Regions from separate parts of the Homo sapiens genome. Here region 2 is linked to region 1. A link is an interaction called in ENCODE POLR2A ChIA-PET data of the cell type or tissue named here. Cell type or tissue: MCF 10A. All regions are shown on one strand. Each heading gives the region's core, and the rest is flanking DNA. Links, peaks and the distances in the headings are about the cores only. Region 1 has its middle 9.6 kb from the start of GNA13. Region 2 overlaps GNA13 (G protein subunit alpha 13).

What was found. ChIA-PET counts read pairs that join two places held together with the same protein. Peaks named below come from ENCODE experiments on the same cell type or tissue, not always from the same donor. Only the 100,000 strongest peaks of a DNase experiment are listed, where the experiment ranks them.
Region 2: POLR2A ChIA-PET joins it to region 1 with 8 read pairs; 21 of 35 experiments call an interaction of 5 or more read pairs at or near these places.

Annotation. Positions count from the first base shown.
Region 1 is chr17:65,060,086-65,072,671 of GRCh38, reverse strand. No RefSeq gene overlaps it. Among named protein-coding and RNA genes, the nearest start is that of GNA13, 9.6 kb to the right of the region's middle. RefSeq lists an enhancer at 7,941-8,907. In MCF 10A, for the core only: no CTCF peak of the experiment used is centred there; DNase peaks (open chromatin) are centred at 8,111 and 10,291.
Region 2 is chr17:65,010,512-65,023,097 of GRCh38, reverse strand. GNA13 (G protein subunit alpha 13) reads left to right here. Exons shown (of 4, transcript NM_006572.6): 3 at 4,795-4,845; 4 at 8,269-12,586. The coding sequence ends at 8,841. Among named protein-coding and RNA genes, the nearest start is that of GNA13, 40 kb to the left of the region's middle. In MCF 10A, for the core only: no CTCF peak of the experiment used is centred there; a DNase peak (open chromatin) is centred at 9,047.

The DNA of each region.
Region 1 (12,586 bases), core at 4,587-12,586:
CTAGGTGCTTTAACCCCATACCTGAATCACTGCAGCCATCTCCAACCTGATCTCACTGGATGGTGTCTGTTTTCTCCATCCCCTCACGGGCACTGGTGCCAGACAGTTAACCTAAAACAGTGCTCACATTGCCTGCCCCTTGCTCAGAAATATTCCTGTTGGCTGGGCACAGTGGCTTATGCCTGTAATCCCAGCACTTTGGGAAGCCGAGGCAGGCAGATCACTTGAGGTCAGGAGTTTGAGACCAGCCTGGCCAACATGGGGAAACCCTGTCTCTACTAAAAATATAAAAATTATCCAGGCGTGGTGGTGCGCGCCTGTATCCCAGCGACTCGGGAAGCTGAGGCAGGAGAATCGCTTGAACCCAGGAGGCAGAGGTTGCAGTAAGCCAAGATGGCACCACTGCCCTCCAGCCTGGGTGATAGATCTCTATCTCAAAAAAAAAAAAAAGAAAAGAAAAGAAATATTCCAGGGGTTACTGTTTAACAACAGAACAAAATGCTAACCTCATAACCTGAAGTCCAAACCCTTCCCAATTTGACTCTACCCTGACTCATCAGCCTCAGCTTGTTGGTCCTAATCAAACTGGCTTCCACACTGTCCCAGGCTCACGCCAGCTGCATGCCGGCTCTCAGGCTATTCCATCTGCCTTTCCCTACTCCTTTCCTCATATCCAATCATTCAAGGCTCCTGCCCACTTCCCATGGACTAGCCCAGGAAATAACTGCTAGCTCCAGGTAACTACTGAACACTTGAAATGTGGCTAGTGTCACTAATTGGAATTTTTATTTAATTTTAATTAATTTTAAGACTGATACTTAACTCTGACTAGAAATTGTATGACTACATTTGGAGCAGCTTGGTTTTGTGAATCTACTTTTTCTACTGCAAATTTTATGAAATTTAAATACAGATGAAGTATCTCTGACGAAAATTTCACATCTGAACTGAGATTGCTGCAAATATAAAACACATGCACTGGATTCTTTCTTTCTTTCTTTCTTTCTTCTTTTCTTTTCTTTCTCTTTGGTTTTCTCAGAAACAATTCTTCCTCCAGACACACTGGTTGTTGTTTTTTTTATTTTTATTTTTATTTTTTGAAATGAAGTCTCACTCCATCACCTAGGCTGGAGTGCAGTGGTGCAACCTTGGCTCACTGCAACCTCCGCTTCCCAGGTTCAAATGATTCTTCTGGGTCTGCCTCCTGAGTAGCTGGGACCACAGGAACGGGTGTGGTGACACCCGAACAATTTCTGTATTTTTAGTAGAGATGGGGTTTCACCATGTTGGCCAGGCTGCTCTCAAACTCCTGATCTCAGGTGATCTGCCTGCCTCAGCCTCCCAAAGTGCTGGAATTACAGGCATGAGCCACCTCGCCTGGCCCAGACACACTGGATTTTGAAGACTTAGTCTCATATCTCTTAAATGATCTTTATATTGATTACATGTTGAAATAATACCTTAGAGATATTGGACTTGATAAAATATTATCAAAATCAATTTCACTTTCTTTTAACATTTTTATTTATACAATTTTAAGTTTTAAGAAACTTTACATGAACTTTTAACCTTTCTAATGTGGCTACCAGAATATTTAAAATTATCTAGGTGGCTTGCATTGTATTTTTGTTAACAGTGCTCTGGTCTCTGCATTCCTGAAGCAATGATCAGCACACCTTCTTTAAAACTCAGTATATGCAACTTTGTGTTGGTTTTTAAAATCTTTGTATGTATATAATGACTTCATTGTTACCATTTTTTATCTCCAATACCTAGCAGCAAAGGCTACTATTTCTGGACTCCTGTTATGGGCCAGGCACTTTGCTAGGTGCTTATGTTATCATACTTAACCCTTTCAGCAACCCTGACGTGTGGGCATAATTAGCTCCATTTTTCAGATAAGGTAATTGATGCTCAAAGAACTTAGGTGGGTCATGACCAGGAACCGATAGATGCACGAGGTGCCAGAGCTGGGATTTGAAAATGCCAGCCGACTTCTTTCTGACCCCAGCTCACATCTAATGGGAGTGGGAATCCATGAAGTATCTGTTGTTGATATTGATGGCTGAAGTTCTAATTTACCCTGGCCTACACAGGGAAACGTGACTGTCCTACTCGCCCATCTGTGAGGAGGCTACTAGACTGATGTCTGTTGTATGCTGTTGTGCCCCAATCTTCCATCCCCACCCCAACATAGATACATCCTTAATTAGATCCACTTAATAGCCCACAATGTGGTATTATGTGCAACCTCCCCCTCCTGGGTTCAAGCAATTCTCCTGCTTCAGCCTCCCGAGTAGCTGGGACTACAGGCGTGCGCCACCACAGCCAGCTAATTTTTGTATTTTTAGTAGAGACAGGGTTTCCCCATGTTGGCCAGGATGGTCTTGATCTCTTGATCTCGTGATCTGCCCTCCTTGGCCTCCCAAAGTGCTGGGATTACAGGCGTGAGCCACCGCACCTGGCCTATTTACCCATTTCTAGGTAGCATAGTATGCAGTAAGACCCAGGACTCTGGTTCTAACCAGTAGAGATGAGCCAAAAGTCTCTTTTCTAGCCATTGCATAGTTCCCTATCATTCTGGTGGACAGCAAATCCAGCTCCCAACCCTCAGAAATGCAGGAAGAAGGGTGGTTGCCTGGAGATGGTGCATACTCACTTAAATTATGCTCAATTATTGCATCTTGCCCAGGTGTGGTGGCTCACTTCTGTAATCCCAGTGCTTCGGAAGGCTGAGGTAGGTAAATCGCTTGAGGCCAGGAGTTCAAGATGAGCCTGGGCAACACAGCAAGACCCCATCTCTAAAAAAATTTTTTTTAGCCAGGCACGGTGGCTCACACCTGTAATCCCAGCACTTTGGAAGGCTGAGGCGGGTGGATCACAAGTTCAGTAGATCGAGGCCATCCTGGCTAACATGGTGAAACCCTGTCTCTACTAAAAATACAAAAAAAATTAGCCGGGCCTGGTGGCGGGTGCCTGTAGTCCCAGCTACTCCGGAGGTTGAGGCAGGAGAATGGCATGAACCCGGGAGGCAGAGCTTGCAGATCATGCCACTACACTCCAGCCTGGGCAACAGAGCAATACTCCGTCTCAAAAAAAAAAAAACAAAAAAAAAATTAAATTAGCTGGCTGTGATCATACCACTGCACTCGAGCTTAGGCAACACAGCAAGACCTCATCTCTACAAAAAATTTAAAACTTAGCCAGGCATGGTGGTGCACAACTGTAATTCCAGCTACTTGGGAGGCTGAGGCAGGAGGATCACTTGAGCCCAGGAGTTCGAGGCTGCAGTGAGCTGTGATGAGGCTGAGGCACAAGGATCACTTGAGCCCAGGAGTTCAAGGCTGCAGTGAACTGTGATCGTGCTGCTGCACTCCAGCCTGGGTGACAGAACGAGATGCAGTCTCTAAAAAAGTAAAAAATTTTAAAAAACACTATTGGGCCTTTATTATATGCCATGCTAGGTGCTGAAGATACAGAATAAGTTAGCTGTGTCCCTTTCTTCAAAGAACCCATATTCTGGTGTGGTAGGCAAGGAAGGGGACAATTACAATCTAGGGTGACAAGTGCTGTGATGGAAAGAAGCGAGGATGCTGTAGAACCTCAGAGGCAAGGTATCTTGAGCAGCCTGGGAAAGGAGACTAGGGATGGAAGGGCTGGGAGGGAGGGGGAGGAAGGAAAGGATGGGAGAGGGGGCAAGATGAACTGGAAACCAAAAACAAGGAGAACTTTGTGTGTTTTCTACCACTGCTGGTAAAACTCGAAAAACAGCTGGCACTGTTGGGATGGACATAAAATTAACCAAGACAGTAATTTGTCAAAAAAAAAAAAATCCGAAGAAAATGCTGTTATTCTGACCAGCCTGGCCAACATGGTGAAACCCCGTCTCTACTAAAAATACAAAAATTAGCCAGGCGTGATGGTGGGTGCCTGTAATCCCTGAGGCTGAGGCACAAGAATCACTTGAACCTGGGAGGTGGAGGTTGCAGTGAGCCCAAGATCGTGCCACTGCAGAAAGAAGGAAGGAAGGAAGGAAGGAAGGAAGGAGAGAGAGAGAGAGAGAAGAGAGAGAGAGGAAGGGAGGGAGGGAAGGAGGAAGGAAAGGAAAGGAAAGGAAAGGAAAGGAAAGGAAAGGAAAGGAAAGGAAAGGGAAAATGCTGTTATGTTAAGAGAAGACTAGGTTGAGGGATGGAGGCAAAGGCATTGTAGAAATACTTCATCGTTTCTGCCTATTGATAAAGTGATCACTACTATTATTTGTTCCCTCATTTATGTCAATGATTAAGTAATTAAGAATAGGACCATTGAGGGTCAAATCTTTCAGGAAACAAGACATAAAATTGTTAAGTATGTAGTTTGTTTAGATTTTCCATCAGAACTCATTTTGCTCTCCTTGGTGAGTCTATTGGGTGAAGAGTGTTTGTCCCAAGAGGAATTAAATAGCATCCCTTTTCCCAATTCCTTAATTGTTGTAACAAATTAGCCCACAGTCTCTGTGGATCTGTGATCCTTAGAAAACCATCTAAGGAAGTAGGTGTTAATTTTTTCTTTTTCTTTTTCTTCTTTTCTTTTTTTTTTTTTTTTGAGACGGAGCCTTGCTCTGTCCCCCAGGCTGCTCTCTGCAACCTCCCCACCCAGGTTCAAGCGATTCTCCTGCCTCAGCCTCCGGAGTAGCTGGGACTGCAAGCATGCACCACCACACCCGGCTAATTTTTGTATTTTTAGTAGAGACGGGTTTCACCCATGTTGACCAAGCTGGTCTTGAACTCCTGACCTCAGATGATCCACCCTCCTCGGCCTCCCAAAGTGCTGGGATTACAGGCATGAACCACCGCGCCCATGCCCGGCCTGTAGGTATTAATCTTTATAAATCTGAGCACCTTGCACCTTCCACTCTTCTGAATGCCTACACTAAGCTCATAAATCATGGAGGAGGAAAAGCCTTAAGGGCTTCACACCCTACCTCAGGGTAGAACTCTCACCTCCTCTTGAAGTGTGTTTAATTCCTTGAGGGTAACTTTCTTCCCTTAGCAGAAATCCAGGGTAACAGAATAACTGAGGGATAGTCCAAAATGCATTTTGTATCTGCTGTTCTATAAAGTGCCCTTTGGGTTCTTGCCCCGGGTAGTCTTGAGAAGGAGAGTGACAACAGGAGCCTCAGCAGGCTCCCACGGGAAGGGCACAGACAGTCCCCTGCCAAGCTCTGGCTACTGCATGAATCCAATGCAGTGTTTCAGCCGAGCATTCAGTGTCCCTATTGGGATCCATTTCGAGAGTCTTGGAACTTGGAGGTCTAGTTCAGCCCTTGACAAACAGGGGCAATTTAGATGCTATTGCATTATGTCTTCCCAGCCAGTACCACTCTTAGCTCCAGGCAACAGAGGCCCCTGCCCGCCTGTGCTTTAGAGGATCCTGCTCTGGTCCTCGCCTGGTGCTACCCCTACACATGGAGCAATGCCAAGGGACTTACCAGAGCCTGTACTTCCCCTCAGACCAAACCCTAGGTACCGGGGACTACAAGGCTATTCATTCAAGTGGGCCAAGGTCTGGGTGTAGGGCTGTGCTGAGGGAGGACTGCACCACTGATGTACCCATCCTAAGCCTGAGGGCTGTCCAGTGGCAGCTGCTGGGGGTGAAGGAGTGCACAGAGCATGGGCGTGCGGGCTGACTCATCCACATTCATGCCCATGAGGCACCCCCCATTGCCCATGACCTTGATGGCATAGATACCAGTCCATCAACTGGACAATAAGCACTTTGATAGAAGAAAACATGGTAACATGGATAGCCTGCTCTTTTATATAACCCCTACAAAACCCTCTGAAATTATGATGTCCAGTTTCCAGATTAGAATACAAAGCCCAGGCCGGGTGCAGTGGCTCACACCTGTAATTCCAGCACTTCAGGAGGCTGAGGTGGGCAGATCATTTGAGGTCAGAAGTTCGAGACCAGCCTGGCTAACGTGGTGAAACCCCATCTCTACTAAAAATACAAAAAAATTAGCCGGCCATGGTGGCGCACATCTGTGATCCCAGCAACTAAGGAGGCTGAGGCAGGAGAATTGCTTGAACCCAGGAGGCAGAGGTTGCAGTGAGCCGAGATAGTACCACTACACTCCAGGCTGGGCAACAGAGTGAGACTCTGTCTCCAAAAACAAAAAAGAATACAAAACCCACTCCTTTTTCTTCCCCCTTTTGCACAAGCCCCCCACCCCCTCAGATAAAAGCTCTTGCTCTTACTGTACTGTGCCAGCATCCCTACTCTAACCTCTGCTCTCTGGCTGAAGAAGTGATTGCTTAGGCTTGTGGGAATTAGTAAATCCTTCCTCTCTTCAGAGTTAAGATTCTGGATATAACCCCAAATAGGCATTTTTTTTTTTCTTATTGCTGCATCAGGCCCTTTCCACCAGAAACAGATCCTGTTTGGGGACACACCTGTGGCTGTGAGTGAGCCTGCGCATGAGACAGAGAGCAACCATGTTTAAATCATAAAAGGAAGGGCTTTGGAAAGATACAGAGAGAGCATTCTGACAGTGACAACGTTGCTAAACCTTCAAAGGGCTTTTAAAGAAGTTTTGTTGTTCCTTCCTCAAAAAACCTAAAACGGAACCTCCCATTTATGGACAAACACTGAGCCTGGGGGTTCTGTAATTTAATCCTACAATAAATCTGTGTGTGTAACTCCCAGTTTACAGATAAGAAAGGCAAGGCTCTGTTCTATTAACTGAGTTCTCCCTGGGGTTCTCCCCACTGTACTACATCCTTCTCTGGAAAACCAAATGAATAGCAAACAATCTGATATGGGCCAGGTGCAGTGGCTCAAGCCTGTAATCCCAGCACTTTGGGAGACCGAGGCGGGCAGATCACGAGGTCAGGAGTTTGAGACCAGTCTGACCAACATGGTGAAACTCCATCTCTACTAAAAATATAAAAATTAGCCAGGCGTGGTGGCGCACACCTATAATCTCAGCTACTCAGGAAGCTGAGGCAGGAGAATCGCTTGAACTTGGGAGGCAGAGGTTGCAGTGCACCATTGCACTGCAGCCTGGGTGACAGAGCAAGACTCCATCTCAAAAAAAAAAAAAAAAAATCTGATATGATCCATACTGGTTTCCACAGAAAAGTCGATTCCCTCGCTATCTTTAAAAATATATATATGTATGTATATATGTACGTATATGTATACATTTGATATAGAGATGGGATCTCGCCATGTTGCCCAGGCTGGTCTCAAACTCCCGGGTTCAAGTAATCCTCCCACCTTGGCCTCCCAAAATGCTGGAATTACAGGTGTGAGCCACCACACCCAGTATCTCACTATCTTAAGGGAGCTTTTCCTATTATAGTTCTGTTAATGAGCAAAGAAAGGGGAAACAATCACAAATACACAATTGCTTGCCACACACCCAGCACCTTCCTTTGTTTTTATTTTCTCCTCTTCTCCTCTTTGGGCCTGGCATAACCTTTCCACAACCAGGAGAAAGCTAATAACTAAAGCAAATGAGGGCCAGGTGCATTGGCTCATGCCTGTAATCCCAGCACTTTGGGAGACTGAGGTGGGCGGATCGCTTGAGCCCAGGAGTTTGAGACCAGCCTGGGTAACATAGTGAGACGCCCTCCGATCCCTACAAAAAATTTAAAAATTAGCAGGGCATGGTGGCATGTGCCTGTGGTCACAGCTACTTGGGAGGCTGAGGAAAGAGGATTGTTTGAGCCTAGCAGGTAAGGCTGCAGTGAGCAGTGATCTCACCACTACATTCCAGTCTGGCGACAGAGCAAGACCCTGTTTCTAAATAAACAAAGTAAATGAGGGACCTCAGCTACAGTGCCTCATCTGCTAAGCCCTTTAATTCTGTCATTCTGACTCAGCAGTTGCTGCCTTTCCCTGAATCCTATCGTGAGCAGGCCTTTCTTTTCTGTAGCAGCTGACACAGGAGTTTAAAGAAAACTTATGATATTATTTGCACTGGGAGCCCACGTGTTATGGTCTGACAAAGGCTGCATGGACCATTTCTCAGCACCCTCTGAGCCCTTACTGCTCGATGATAAACTCAACCAGAGGACATGCCCTGGCATTTTGCACTGAGGTAAAGGCCGGGTCTACAGGCCATGACATGTGATGCTACCTGTAGACAGAGCAAGCTAGCCAGGAGTGTGGCTGCTGGAAGGGGCAGGTCCAAGCTTGCTAATCCAGTGTTCCGAGGGAAAGAAAACTGCTGTCTGCTGCCGGGTTGTGAGCAGAAGATCTTTACATGGAGGAATGAATTGAGACTGCCAACTTGAACTTCACTGGAGAAACAGAATTTACATTCAAGCATCCTTAGGCCAGGCACAGTGACTCTCCTCTGTAGTCATAGCACTTTTTGAGACCGAGGTGGTAGGCTCACTTGAGGCCAGGAGCTCAAGACCAGCCTGGACAACAAAGTGAGAACCTGTCTCTACAAAAAATAATTAGTCGGGTGTGGTGGTCTGTAGTCCCAGCTACTTGGGAGGCTGAGGTAGGCCCCTTGAGCCTAGAAGTTGGAGGCTGCAGTAAGCTGTGATCATACCATTGCACTCTAGCCTGGGTGACAGAGTGAAACTGTCTCATAAAAATAAACACATAAATAATTTAAAATTATCGTTATCCGTTTCTGGCAAGGCGCAGAGCATTGACAGGCAATAAAATACTAAAAATGTATCCTTCTGCTTTAAAAGCTGTAAGTAAAAATAAAGGAGAAGGGGTGAGCACGATGTTTTGAGTTTTTCCGAATCTCAGATTTACAGGCAAAGCCTTGTGATGAGTGTTACATACAGATTGCCCTTAAACCTATCTGACGCAGTAAGCAAGGTGGAAGGATTTTAGGAGTGCCAGTGTCCCTTTAAGACAGTACCAGCTTCTGACTTTGGAGGAGCTGAGGTCTCAGCTGGTCAACAGCAGCCCATAGGTCTTTTTTGGAGGCTGAGAAAAAATACAACCAATAATTAAAGTCATGTTTTCGGTTATTAACAACAACAAACAAAACCACCACCAATTTGATTCCACATGTCTAGTTTCATACAAAATTTTCCACATGAGAGGCTTATTCTGGTAAAGGCAACATCAAATTTCATTACACACACACACACACACACACACACACACACACACACAAAAGGGTTTCTTTTTAAATCTTCCTACGGTAAGTGAAAAATGTGTGGGGCTTGTGCATCATACAAATAAACAAACAAACAAGCTTGGCTCCTCTTTTCTTATTTCTCCATCAGCCACCTGGAATATTTTACAAACCAGAGCCTGAGTTCAAAGTACAGAACATCTTACCAGGATCTGTCTGAGCTGGGGAACTTCAAGATGGCAGTCAGCCTGAAAGGGGCTGGAAAAATAATAAAGTACTGAACTCTATGGTGCCTGGAGGTTAAGTCCAGTTAGCTACTTGTCTCAGGTTTGAAATTCATACACTTGGGCATTCTGGGCACTACGGCAATTTTTGTACATCAAAAAGAGCAAGGGGGGCCAGGCATAGTGGCTCATGCCTGTAATCTCAGCACTTTGGGAGGCTGTGGTGGGAGGATAGCTTGTGGCCAGGAGTTCAAGACCAGCCTGAACAACATAGTGAGAGCCTGTCTCTTAAACAACAACAACAACAGAAAAAGTCAAGAACACTGGGGCAGGGTGCAGTCATTCATGTCTATAATCCCAGCACTGTGGGAGGCCAAGGCAGGAGGATCACGTGAGCCCAGGAGTTCAAAATCAACCAGGGCAACATACTAAAAATTAAAAAATTTGCCAGGCCTGGTAGGGCACACCTGTAGTCCTAGCTACTCAGGAGGCTGAGGTGGGAGAATCGAGGCTGCAGTGAGCTATGATAGCGCCAGTGCACTGCAGCCTGGGCAACAGAGCGAGATCTTATCTCCTACCAAAAAAAAAAAAAAAAAAGCACTGGACTAAGCAGCTTCCAGTTCCAGCTCTGCAACTGGCCACAGTGAATGAGGCTTTCAGAGAGTCATTTGCTAAATGGGAGCGAGGTTAATGTTGGGTGTTCCTAGTCGGGCTACTGTGAGCAGAGAATGAGATAAAGTAGGTCAAAGTGCTTTGAGGCATTTAAAACATGACACAAATGCAAGGGATTTGTATTTTGGGAGGGCTTGGGAATTCCCTTCCTTTCCCTATGGAAGGTAAGAAAAGTCTACGCCTGTTTTATCTGTAAGGAAGGGTTAGAATCCACCTATTTTGTACTGATGGTGAGACAAAAGAGAGTTTCGTAATAAGAAGGCTGGATTAACACAAGGTTTAACCATCAAGTAATGTGACAGATTTTTAAATAAACATCTAAATGGGCGTTGTCTCATCCTGAGTAGTAAGTAGTCACCTTGGCAGGGGAAACACTTATTTAAATTATATTTCCCATCAAAAAAAATTTTTGACACCTCTTTTGGAACTGTTCCTAGAGCCTTTGGCACATTCTTCTGAACATGTCTGAGGGTGACACATTTTTTGTCCTTTGTGGATGATTCTGATTTTTGTAAACAGCCCAAAGTTATTTGGCACAAAGATTGGCAAATAAGCTAAGTAAGACCTTTTTTTTTCATTGAAAATAAACTGTAACTATAAGAAGCCTATCTTTCCAGAAGAGTTAGAAATAGATTTCAAGACTGGCAGTATTGTTGGAAAGAGCTTGTTTCTTTCTAAGGTGACAAGAGGAGAAAAGCTATTTGGAAATGTATTTCGTTTTTAATCACACCTTTAATTATTTATCTTGCAAGACGGACACTGAACTGAGTTTCCAGAAAGAAACGAACATTGCAACTAATCAACAGCTGCAATTATTTTATCACAGCTCCACAGGGCATCTGAATCTATTTGCATATGGATTAACTGGCTGGCAACAATACAGACGCTTCCAGTGAGTTAACGTCTGGGTCTGTTGGAAATAGAGCATCCAGCAGATTCAATTCTAACTAGTAGACTTTATACTCCCTTAAAAAGTTTGGATTTTTTTCAGTTATAAAACAATGTATCTGAAAATGAAAATATCATTAATACGATTGCAATGTATAACCTGAAGCAATGGCTAGATTTCCTTCTGTTGCAAAGAATTTCAATTGTTAGTATTATTTTGAAATAAACACAATGGCATTTGCATTCTTTGAATGTTGCACACTGTGAGCACTTCAACCTTAAATGATGCCAATGACTTTTTAAAGAAAATATTTTTCTGGCTGGGCACGGTGGTTCACGCCTGTAATCCCAGCACTTTGGGAAGCCAAGGTGGGCGGATCACCAGGTCAGGAGTTTGAGACCAGCCTGGCCAACATGGTCAAACCCTGTTTCTACTAAAAAACAAAAATTAGCCTGCCATGGTGGCGGCGCCTGTAATCCCAGCTACTCGGGAGGCTGAGGCAGAATTGCTTGAACCTGGGAGGCGGACTAAAAATACAAAAACTAGCAGGGCATGGTGGCAGCTCCTGTGTTCCCAGCTACTCCAGAGGCTGAGGCAGGAGAATTGCTTAAACCCGGGAGGCAGAGGTTGCAGTGAGCCGAGATCACGCCACTGCATGCTAGCTCTAGATGACAGAGCAAGACTCTGTCTTGGAAAAAAATAATAATAATTTAAAAATAAAATAAAATAAAAAATATATATTTATATTATATATATTACAAATATATAATATAGATTTTTTTCCCCAATTCATTTTTTTATTGTGGCAAAATTCACATAACATAAAATTAATCATGTGACCACTTTACAGTGTAGAATTCAGTGGCATTTAGTACAGTCACAATGTTCTCCAACCATCATCACTATCTATTTCCAAAAACATTTTCGTCATCCCAAAACGAAACTCTGTACCGTTAAGCAGTCTCCCCACAACTTCCCTCACCCCATCTGCTTTCTGTTTTATGGATTTGCCTATTCTGGACATTTCACATAAGTGGAACCTTATAATATGGGGCCTTTTGTTTCACTTTGCCTAGTATTTTCAAAGTTCATTCATGTTGCAGCATGTGTCAGCACCTCATTCCTTTTTATGGCTGAATAATTGCAATGTATAGATATGCGACATTTGGTTTATCCATTCGTTCATCGATGGACATTTGGACACCTTTTGGCTATTCCTTTTTTGTTGTTGTGGGTTTTTTTAACTTTTATTTTAGGTTTAGGAGTACATATGCAGGTTTGTTATACAGGTAAACTGCTCATCTCGAGTTTGGTGTACAGATTATTTAGTCACTCAGGTAATAAGTATAGTATGCGATATGTTTTTTGTTTTGTTTCGTTTTGTTTTGGTTTTTGAGACGGAGTTTCGCTCTTGCTGCCCAGGCTAGAGTGCAATGGCGTGATCTCGGCTCACTGCAACCTCCGCCTCCCAGGTTCAAACAATTCTCCTGTCTCAGCCTCCTGAGGAGCTGGGATTACAGGCGCGTGCCACCATGCCCGCCTAATTTTTGGTATTTTTAGTAGAGATGGGGTTTCATCATATTGGCCAGGCTGGTCTCAAACTCCTGACCTCAGGTGATCCGCCCGCCTCGGCCTCCGAAAAGTGCTGGGATTACAGGTGTGAACCACTGCACCCGACCAGGTATTTTTTTTTTAATCCTCTCCCTC
Region 2 (12,586 bases), core at 4,452-12,451, 49 kb after region 1:
CTCTGAAAATACTCTCACACGTAGCTCTTCCACATGGACTGTTCATACAGGCTGGTTCTTCAGTCACTTCAAACTTGGCATTGATTCCCTAAGTAAACAACAACTGAGCATTGTGGTAATAAACTCAGCAAGAGCCAGGGAAAACCACTGAAATAATTTGCCATGTTTCTTAATTGACAGTTGATGGTTGTTCCGAGTGTCCTCAACTCTGAGCAGCTGCTCTCACTGAAAGGCTAATAGTCTTAAACAAGGTTACTTTCTCTGGCCATATTTCTTCAGCTGTTACAATCAAACATGAGTTACTCACTCACTTGGTAAATGGCATTCCTTGCTTGTCTAACAAAAACTTTGAAAACTTGAAAATACTTTGGTTGCAGTCTCATTTCATTTTTTGTTTTGGTGAAGAAATTCTGCAGTGATAAGCTATTCCATTTTAAAATTTTGCATGTGTTTTGTTTTTGTTTTATGACCGTTGCTTTTCTGTGGGTTGGGAGGATTGAAGAAAGCTTAGTCTGTAAATGTTGGCATACATTGTATTCTTCTAGCATAGCTATAGTGTCATTGCATAATAAATAATGCTTTACCATGGAATTTGATAGCAAAATTATTTACATCCTACTGTGCCTTAAAAGTGTGGTATTCAGGGCCTTCTTTTTATTTGGATGGATGTGTATTTACTCCCTTTTTTTTTTTTTTAATGTCATGGTGTGGCAATACTGGTGACACTTGGAATATTTTCAAGTTATAACTGTGTCACTGCAGTTTGTGGTGCACCAAGCAGTGGTGCAGAGTCATGAGAGTGCAACACACTGCCTCAGTCTCCACTCCTCACCTCTGCTGTTGTAGCCTGGAAGTTCCCATAGACGATACACCAACAGGTGAGCGTGGCTGTGTTCCAGTGCATTTTTATTTATGGATGTTGAAGTTCGAATTTCATATCATTTTTACATATCATGAAATAGTCTTTTAAGTTTTTTCCCCAACCATTTAAAAATGAGCCGTACAAAAACAGGCATTGGGTTGGATTTGGCCTTCAGGCTATATAGTTTGTGGACAGACCCCTGGTCCAGAATCTAGTTAAATATAAGGAGCAATCCATTTGCTCTCAACCAGCTCTTCCTTCTGCCATAATAGTAATTCACTAGCACTGTTGTAGTTGTATATACTTTTTCAGTGGTACTGTGTTGAGGATCATTTGAAAGATCTTAATACATATTGCCAAATTGCTTTCTAGAATATGTTTACCTTGCTTTTTATTAGAAAATCTATATTTGATACCCATCTCTATAAACCTTATGTTATATTCTTAAGGCATGAATCAGACTTTGAATTAAAAAACTCTACTCTTTACCTATTTTCTATAAGCAGAGTTGCCCTTTTCTTATTGACATAAAGCCACTGGTGTTTTTGAGTATGTTCTAAAACAGCAGATCAGTTCTTCTTGTGTGTTCTTTGGCTATCCAGCTTAAATTCCATATCCTTTTAAAGAAGTGCATTCTAAATCCTTTCCTTTTAATATTTTAGCTGTGCAGAAGAGAGCATTGAATACAAATGTCACTTGTTCAGTAACTGGGTCGATAAGCTGCTAAGCCTCTCTCTGTATGACTATGAATTTAATAGAAATTATTTTCTAACTTTTGTTCTTAGCTTTTCTGTTACCTTCAAGCTTAGGACTCCAGACCCATTTTGTCTTTACAAGCAAAGGATGTTTATAACAAATTATTGTTGTGAAGTGGGGGCAACATTGAAGCCATTCCCAGCTTAGACACCATTTTGTAAAACTCGTAAGAAATATGGTTCGTGGAACCTCATAGACTTCTAATACTCAAAGGGTCACTGAAGCTCACCTAATATTGTTTGTTGACTTTGTCAGTAATAAAGTCTATCTTGGGGCTGGAACCCAGGTACACTGGCTGCTATGCCATTTAAATGGAACTGAAATATCCACAAGGCTAAAGAAATATTGGAACACTTTTCAGAGTGCCATGCTACTTTTACTCTTCAGCCTTACTACAGTAACCTAGAAACTTACCTGTAGTGTTCTGAACAGAGAAAAAAGAGCTAAGGGCCGAATAAAATAATCTTAAGTTTTTAAAGTGTTAACTGTGAAATGAAATTTCTTTGAAATTTTATTTTTAAAATTTCCAGGCCGGTCATGGTGGCTCACACCTATAATCCCAGCACTTTGGGAGGCCGAGACGGGTGGATCACCTGAGGTCAGGAGTTCAAGACCAGCCTGGCCAACATGGGGAAACCCTGTCTCTACTAAAAATACAAAAATTAGCCAGGCGCGGAGGCACACACCTGTAATCCCAGCTACCCCAGAGGCTGAGGCAGGAGAATGGCTTGAACCCGGGAGGTGGAGGTTGTATTGAGCCAAGATCGCGCCATTGCACCCCAGCCTGGGCAACAGATTGAGACCCTGTCTCAAAAAAAAAAAAAATTCCCTTCAGTAACATAAAATGAACTGGGAAAAATATGAGAGCCTCAAGTTACAACCAGCAAAAAGTGAGTCTTAAACCCATAATATTCTTGCACAATACATTAAATCCTTTATTTATTAGCAAAGAACGTGGAAGCAACACCGCTTGAATGAGTCACAACAAAAGCAGATTTAGGATTAACAAACACATGGCCTATGAGGAAAGGAGAACTTAACTTGAAATCAGTGGAACTAACTGAAATTGTTGCACAGGGCAGAACTTAAGCGGTTGGTTATCCATTGAACCACTGAACTTCTTCATGTAACTCTGGGGGAAATGGAGACCTGGAGGAGTTTAGAGACTTGGCCAGATCACTCCTTGTTAGAGAAAGGACTGAAATTCACATCTGTTCCTTAACATTAATATTAGAAAACAAGAAGACTTTGATCACTTCTGAAATTGTTAAGAAAAAAATATTGAAGGGTAACTTCCTCCCAGTAATTCATATTTTATCTGCCAGACACTTTAGGAAGGTAGGAGGAGAGGATACCAGTTGCCTCGTACTGAGCTTTGTATAAAATTTGAATGAGGACACTAAACACAAAAAGAAGTGATCAGAAGCTGTTGAGCTTATTGAGTCCAGAGACATCATCATTTGTTTCCATGTCTTCCGTTTTTATTTTTTTAATTTTTCTGTTTTTAATTTTTGTGGGCACATAATAGATTCATATATTTCTGGCGTACATGAGCTGTTTTGATAGAGGCATGCAATGCGTAATAATCACTCATGGAAGATAGGGTATCTCTCCCTTCAGGCATTTATCCTTTATGTTACAAACAATCCAATTATACTCTTTTGGTTATTTCTAAATGTACACTTAAATTATTAGTGACTATAGTCACCCTGTTGTGCTATCAAATACTGGTCCATATTCATTCACTTTAACTATCTTTTGTACCTATTAGCCGTCCCCACCTCCTGCCACCCCAACCCTTGCTGCCCTTCCCAGCCTTTGGTAACCATCCTTCTTTCTATCTCCATGGGTTCAATTGCTTTGATTTTTAGCTCCTACCAATAAGTGATAGCATGCAATGTTTGTCTTTTTGTGTCTGTCTTACTTCACTTAACATAGTGACCTACACTTCCATATATGTTGTTGCAAATGACTGAATCTCATTCTTTTTTATAGCTAAATAGGACACCATTCTGTATGTGTATCACATTTTCTTTACCCATTCATCTGTTGATGGACACTTAGGCTGCTTCCAAATCTTGGCTTTTGTGAAGAGTGCAGCAGTAAACGTGGGGGTGCAGATATCTCTCTCCTCCATATACTCATTTCCTTTCTTTTGGGTATATACCTAGCAGTGCCATTGCTGGATCATATTGTGTGATCTTGAGACCAAAAAATTATAGAACTGCTACTTTCAAGCTTTGTGACTCAAAGTGTGGTCCCAGGCACTCCTTGAATTGCAGAAACTGGGGTCCCACCCAGACCTACTAAACCGGAGCCTGCAGTGTGAGGAGATCTTCACATGATGCCCAGGCATACTAAATGAGGTGCTGCTTCAGGAACACTTGGAAGTAGCTTCAGGCAGGGACAATGCTGCAGCTGTAGAATCCCGCGGGAAAGTGAAACGCAGGGGGTGAGGACTAGGAGACTCGGACACAGACCCCTTCTTTCCCAAAATAGTTCCCCTCTTCTCTGTGTGCTCTGGTCAAGCGTTTTCATGTTAGGAATGTATTCTCGTACAGTTTAGATGTTTGAAATTGCTTGGAAGTTTCGTCGAGAAAACTGGGCTCAGAAAGGATAGGCCACTCGGGAAAAGACCTGTTGGAGATGTGAAGCTGGCAGCACTATCCAGGGCCTTCCTGAGCAAGGCACGCCTGTCCATGCCTGTGGTTGGGGGATTTTGTACAGTATTCTTACCTCATCTCTGGTTTGGTTTGTCTCTGAAGATAACTATCGTCACTATTAAGCTAGAAAATGTAGACAAAAAGACTGTCACTTAAATTTTATATGTAGATTTATGTTTTATCTCAAAAGCAGTTTTCATCTTCTAATTATATGTCTTCACTGTGGATACGTAGTTATAGCAAAAAGCATGCGTGTAATCCTGTCCAAGCAGATGATCACTTGGGATATTGATTCTATTAAGCATTTGTGAAATCAGCCTGCCTTTGCAGATTTAGCAGTCTGTGACAGAGCAGACGTTTTATATGTTTTTAGGAAGGTTAGCTGTCTGAAATTGGTGACTAAACAAAGTCTGTTTGGGTTAAGTGTACAACCAGACAGTATGATGTAAACTGTTGTAACAAGATCTTCCATTTCTAAGCCCTAATAACTATTTGTTTTCTTCTTGTTTTTAGGGTGAATCTGTAAAATATTTCCTGGATAACTTGGATAAACTTGGAGAACCAGTAAGTGTTTAAACCAAATGTTTATGTTTAGTGCCATTTGAAAGCAGAAGTCAGGATATCGATGTTAGGAAATTTAGAAAAATTATGTATTAAGCTATTTGCTTCTTTCTCTCTTTTTTTTTTTTTTTTTTTTTTTTTTTTTTTTTTTTTTTTTTTTTTTAGTGGTGGCGTTCTGATTCTTCTCTGCTTTATTTAGAGTGATTGGTAGCTCAGAATATTGAATGATTTTTATTTTTTCAAAATGAAAGTATTTTTATTGTTTAATCACGACACTTCTTTTTTCTCCCTCTAACTGTCCAGGTCTCTACCATTTTCTTGAGGAATGCTTTGTCTGCTATTTCTTGGAAGTAAAACTGTTTAGAGAAAGAAGTTTGTGTTTGAAGATGATATTGTGCATTATCTGTTATACTTTAGTATCTTTAGAGGTTTTTGTTTGTAAACAGAAATAGAACACAGTGGGTTGACTGATTTCCAAATCTTTTGACAAATGACATTTTCGAATTCATGCCCCCTTTGTGTCGAGTCACGGAGTAGGAGGGCTAGATTTAAAAGGCTGAAGAGACTCCACGAGGTAGGGGGAGTCGCCCTTGAAAAGAGAGTCTATCATTTTCCTGTAGGTATTCCTCGGAGCCAGCAGCTCTAAGCTGGCGCTGTGGCCAGCGGGGCCCACTGCAGGCAGAGCATCTCGCTTGTTTGACCTCTGTATTGGGCGTACACAGAAGAGTTCAGTGGGAGAAAGGTTTCTGCTGCTTAGGAAAATTTTGAAAGCCATTGCCTTAGAGTCATCTGTTACTCTCTAAATGTAGCACAGCTTCATTTGCCTCCTCATAAGGCAGGTTTCTTCTTCTTCACACAGCTAGTATGTGTGTGTCCTCATCAACATACTCTGCTCTGCCAGACTATTTAGCACTCGATTGCATGAAGTTCTGTGCTTCATGTGAAGCAGCCTTTAGATTGCTAACTAGATTATTAGCTTTAATAGAGACAAAGACAATAATAGAGAACTTTTTATTTTTATGGAATTACATTTTTTAAAAGCTCAGGGCCCGGCGTGTTTCTGAAGGAGCTGGCATAGGTGTATGTTGTAAATTGGTATTGCCTTCTAGAAAGCAGTCGGGTGTTAAGTATCCAGAGTCATTAAAATGTTTGTAACCTTTAACGTCATAATCGTACCCCTGATTATTTTAATCTTAGGAAATAGTCCAAAGGAAAAAAAAAATGTGCATGAGAATTTTAATTGCAGTATTTCTGTTAATTATGGCTAAAAATTGGAAACAACCTTAATGACCACTAGTAGGGGAATGTTAATGTAAAGTACAGCACGTTAATGCATTTGGTGTATTTTCTTGTCTTTTAAAATGAGGTATGATTGTATCAGCATATGGAACAGTTCACAAAATATTAAGCAAAAATGCAGAGGTAGGCTGAACGCTGTGTGCATATGCTGATTATAAATAAAGCAGGCGTGTATCTGAACAAAGCTAGAAGAAAACATGGAAAAGCTAACACTTGAGTCCTAGAGTTATTTAATGAATGGCTGTTGGTTGCCAGTAACTAAGAACCCACCTACTTTTAAAAAACTCTGAATTCTGGCCGGGTGCAGTGGCTCACGCCTATAATCCGAGCACATTGGGAGGCTGAGGCGGGAGGATCACTTGAGGTCAGGAGTTCGAGACCAGCCTGGCCAAAATGGTGAAACCCCGTCTTTACTAGAAATACAAAGAAGTAGCCGGCCGTGGTGGTGCACACCTGTAATCCCAGCTATTCGGGAGGCTGAGGAGCAGAATCGCTTGAACCTGGGAGGCGCAGGTTGCAGTGAGCCGAGATTCCGCCACTGCACTCCAATCTGGGCAACAGAGCAAGACTCCATCTCAAAAAAATATGTATATATATATATTCTTAATTCCATTGCACCATTTTGAGACAATGAGTATTCTTGTAATGAAATTTCAAAATCATATGACACTATTCAGAAAGGCATAAAGTGCAGCATTGTGAATAACAGCATTGTTTTAAATCCTGCCTTGATTTTTAAAATATTTTGACCTTGATGATAAATATTAGCTGTCCCGTTCATGTATTACCAGAAAGTTGTGTTGTAGTTTTGGAAAAATGCTAGACTGACAAGGAAGAACCAGTTACATTGCATAAGGAAGTGTGCCATCACAGAGTAGCCAGAGACTTGTGTGACCAGCAGCTTCTGTTTGTTCAGGGTCTTAGAGTTCACTGACCAAGAGTGCAGAGAAGAGCTCATTTGATCCTTGCAACAACCCTCCCTCCCAGGTATATAGACCAAGTGTGATCACCTCCATTTCACAGACAGAGGTGCTGACACTCAGAGTAAGTGACTAGTTTGAGTTCTTGGGTCAATAAGTAAGAAATTAATTATAGTAGAGAAAGGATTTTTCACACATGTAATATAGCAGCAATGAAAACATAGAAGTTTTAAGTCATGAGTGGGGTTGCACAGTAAAAGAACTTTTAGAATAGGTTAGAGAGAGGTGGGCAGAACTTGGAACTGGGAAGTGATCCTTGTGAATTGGCACTGGAATCAGATCCCATTGCCTTTTTTTTTTTTTTTTTTTTTTTTAAGACAAAGTCTTGCTCTGTCACCCAGGCTGGAGTGCAGTGGCATGATCTCAGCTCACTGCAAGCTCCACCTCCTGGGTTCACACCACTCTCCTGCCTCAGCCTCCCAAGTAGCTGGGACTACAGGCGCCCGCCACCACACCTGGCTAATTTTTTTGTATTTTTAGTAGAGATGGGGTTTCACTGTGTTAGCCAGGATGGTCTCAATCTCCTGACCTCGTGATCTGCCCGTCTCGGCCTCCCAAAGTGCTGGAATTACAAGCGTGAGCCATCGCGCCCAGCCCCCATTGCTTTTAATAGAGGAGCAAGGAGCAGTGTGGAGAAGGTAGATACGCAGACAGGAAGATCACTCTGGCTAGAACCAAGAGTGGCTGATAGTGGGGAGTAAGATTGCAGGTGGATATATAGCAGTGAGGGTGGGTAAGAACAATTGATAAGACTTCAGCTTAAATTTTGAGTAGTATTGCAGGGATGAAAACAAGTAGATTCTGGCCATTTGTAGTAAATTTTGAACCCGTCCTGCTAACATTTTAATGTATCTTGGCTTTTGTTGTGGGGAGCACAAGTGGGTCTTGCTATATTGCCCAGGATATTCTCAAACTCCTGGCTTCGCAAGCGATCCTCCTGCCTCAGCCTCCCAAAGTGCTGGGATTATAGGCATGACCCACCATGTCTGACCAGTCTTGGCATTTTATAATAAGCATAATCTATCTGAAAATGTCACTTAAAAGATCATTTTGTTTGCATATCTATTCACTAGTCCAGTTAGTAGTCCATTAAAAATTCGCATTACTTCGGGATTAATAGGTATAAAACAAGTTTTTTCTTTTCCAGGATTATATTCCATCACAACAAGATATTCTGCTTGCCAGAAGACCCACCAAAGGCATCCATGAATACGACTTTGAAATAAAAAATGTTCCTTTCAAAATGGTTGATGTAGGTGGTCAGAGATCAGAAAGGAAACGTTGGTTTGAATGTTTCGACAGTGTGACATCAATACTTTTCCTTGTTTCCTCAAGTGAATTTGACCAGGTGCTTATGGAAGATCGACTGACCAATCGCCTTACAGAGTCTCTGAACATTTTTGAAACAATCGTCAATAACCGGGTTTTCAGCAATGTCTCCATAATTCTGTTCTTAAACAAGACAGACTTGCTTGAGGAGAAGGTGCAAATTGTGAGCATCAAAGACTATTTCCTAGAATTTGAAGGGGATCCCCACTGCTTAAGAGACGTCCAAAAATTCCTGGTGGAATGTTTCCGGAACAAACGCCGGGACCAGCAACAGAAGCCCTTATACCACCACTTCACCACTGCTATCAACACGGAGAACATCCGCCTTGTTTTCCGTGACGTGAAGGATACTATTCTGCATGACAACCTCAAGCAGCTTATGCTACAGTGATGTACAAAAGACTTGCTGTTTTAATATCTTTTTGTGTTTTTGATGTTTTCTGTTTGTTTTGTTTTTTAAAATAGCAGTTTACAACCAGAATTAGAACAATCTTAATTCTACGTTTAACTTCTTGAAAATCTTAGTACTTTTTCTGCGGCCTTTGGTTTGTGGCTGAAAGCTGTTGAGTGACTCATCGCCAAGATTTGCTGTAATGCAGGCTTTGATCTGTTTCACCATGGCTTCTATTCAAGTCCAGTTAAAACCTCCCAGCTGACCTCAGACTAGGCATATTTCAGGCTTTAAATTATTCTACTTTCCAAACTGAATTCTCCTGCAGTGCCAAGTATCAAAGGTGTCCTTAAATACTTGTAGGGATGAGGTTAGGAATATTCAGTTCCAAAACAAGATATCTTCTGTCCGCCTTACATATAGCAGTGACACTTGTTGCCTAACTTTATGGTGACCTCCTATTTTGTAAGGGCTGTTAGAAGTTCTATCTAAGAAATGGCATTCTGTAGGTTTATAGAAGGTTTAGCCTTCATATTTTAATTGCTTGTATACACAACAGCTGTTTTGCTTTTAGATTTCTGTGTTTCTGAAGGTAATGTTCTTCCTGTTTTCAAGTTTACATAAGGATCTTTGGTCTGATGCTGATGAAGAGTTCACAGGTGGTATGGGAGAGCAAAAGGCAAGCTAATGCTGTTTACCGTGTTTTGGTCAAACGTAACGAGTGAAATAGAATTTGCCTTTCTCATATTTAATTATCATGTAGTTTAATGTACCATATGTGAAACATTCTGGCCATAGCAGCAACTAAAAACTGCAAGCAACTTGGTAACAGAACTTTCTAAATAAACTTAACCTGTTCCAGAATGTCATGTATTTGACTTTTAAGCCCTATCTCAGTTGGTCAGTAAAGACCAATCCTTACTGTAGGAAATCATTGTTGTATCATCACAAACATCTATCTTTTGCTGTCCTGTCCAGTCCCATCAACTCCACACTGTGCCATTTGTGGCATCGTTTTGTTTATTTGGAGTTTGCTAAGGGCAGTATTTTTCTGTCAAGACTATTCAAGAAGGCATTATTTGAGATTCCTGTTCATTCTTGGTGTGTCTCTAACAGATACAGTATGTATACATTTGTATAATTGTTGTTGTTGAAAGTCCAGCTTTTTTGAGGTATATTTTAAATGTTTTAAGGATGCTTCTAAGGATCAGTAGTAATTTTTTTAGTTCGCACCTAAAGATGATTACATTGACCTCCCCCGACTGCTTACCAAATTAAAATGTGTCCACGAAGTAGCTTTGTGATCGCAGATACATTCATAGTGAACTCATCAGAATGGCTGGTTTGCAGTACTGAAATACTATCTTCTAGGCTGTATGTAGTGCTACAATTAGAGAAACAGAAGTCCAAGGCTGGCGACAGCTTGAAAAGTCTGACAGCTTTTCTACTTTTCCTGAAAATTTTAAGACTGTGATATCTGTCATTTTACTGTATAGCTGACTGTGTACTCAGGTATTTTATTGGTCCTTGAAAGATTGGTCGTTATGGATCACCCAGCCTTTCCAAGTCAGTGGCTGTTGTTCTGTCTTGCTGTCTGATACGAGAGTGGGGCTTTTCAGTGAACTAACCAGGGATTGTTCTTGACATACCTGACTTTTCTCACATTTGAACTTCCACTATCATTGTATCCATATAACTTCTAGCATTTTCATGCCATGGTAATCCATGAGCTACACATACGTAGCCCGGCACCGTGATGCAAGTTCATGGTATCGTGCATGTTCGTGGTATCATGGTATCATTCATGCGTGTTTGAATAGTTCTACATCTAGTGCTTCTTGCCAAAAAGAATACATTGTTTAAATTCACAAAATTAGCATAATTGCAGTGCTAATGAATATCGGAATATGTGCACAGTAACATTTGGACTATTCATTGGAGAGTTTACCCATACATTTAGCAAATTGAATGGCCAAAACATTTGACTCCAGTGAGGGCTCAAGTTAGATCCCTATAGAAAGAGGACACTTCATCTTACTTAAGTCATAGTTAAGATCTGTGATACGAACCATAGATATTGCCTGACAAAGCAGAAATCACCAAGTTTCCCCCTTTTGAATTACCACCAAGAAGTGTTGAAACACCAAATAGATATCATGTTATTTTGGGCATTTGCAGTTTTCTTCCCTGCTGCATGTAATGTCTCAGAATCAACATTCTTTTAAAATCTAGACTATATTTTGAGGCAATGAATTACTTATATTCAACTTAGGCTTGTTTTGACATTCAGTAGAACTTTAAGTTCAATCTAAAGGCTTCAGTCCACATTTTTTTATACGTTGTATTTTAAAAACGTTTGAAAGGAGTCTTACACCTGTATCATGAAAACTGAATCCTTTTGAAATACCACTATATGAAGAGAGAGATGAAATTTAGTGAACAGAATTGAAAAGGTGCTCATAATTTCACTATGCAAACTTACCCCAGTCTCTAAAAAAGTAATTTAGATTTAAAGTTCTTTGATGTATTTGATTTTCTAAATCTTTATGGTTATGATTTGGAATAAAATGTGCCTAATCCTGTGTTACATTCTGTTCTTAAATCTGAATGCCTTCTCATTTAATTCTGAGGAAATATCACACAAGTGTCTTCATTGACCTTGAAGAAATGTATATACAGTTGCCTTATAAAACAACATAAATTTAGACCATAACTTTTATAGAGAAAGGGTTTTGTCAAATGTTTTCTGAAAATCTGAGTAATTCAAAGCATGCCTCTGCCCCTTTAATATTTTTAATAACCTGCATTGTTGCTGTCTGCCAAATATTAAATTGAAATCTTCATTTCAATTTTATTATCTGGAAAGGGCACTGGATTGCTCTGCAACCAAAGAAAGCAATATGGAATGAAAAAACTCATTCACTTTTGTCTTATTTTCTTTTAAGGTGTATTGGCATGTAATTTGCATAGAGAAGGTCCTCTGGTTAGTCTCTCAAATTGAGGCTGTTTAGGGAAATCCTTATTCAGTTGGTGGCAGTGGTTGGTTTAAAGTAGAAGGAAATAAGATCGCCTTAATACCAGAAATGATTAGAAGTGCTGATTTAGATTCAACAAATACCATATGTCCTTATCATTTTTTGTAAGAAGAAATTGGTTAAGTCCTAACTTTCAATGTGTACCCAAATACTTGTATTTATGCTTTTGATAAAATGTATTTTCAGCATTAATACACATCCGATTATGCCTTATTTATATATGAAGAATAAAGTTACCATGTTACACTGTTATGTCCTAAAATTCAAATCACTATTTGAGAAACCCTCAAATTGGTGCTTTCATTATATAATGATACATTTAGACAAAACCCCAAACTAAGCCATTTGAAACAAGATTCTCTCCATTGCAGTTTGTAGCAATGTTATTTCTGTGTATGTCATGAGAAGGCTAAATATCAGTGTTAATTTCTTGTTTGAATCCGTGAAATCATGCCTGTAAAGCCCAAACATTTGTAACAAACTCCCTAATAAATTTAGAGAAAGTCACTCTGTTACCATTTCATTTATTTTAGTTTTATTTGAGAAATTAAGACCAGAAGTTTTGCTCATGTCTTTTTCACTTGGAAATCTGACTTAGTACCTAGTTAATTTGTCTCTCTCCCATCATTTTAAGGCGTTCGCTTCTGTTAATCACAGATGATCTGTCCTTGTGTTGTGCTGCTTGACTAAAAGCACTGTTTTGTTTTGTT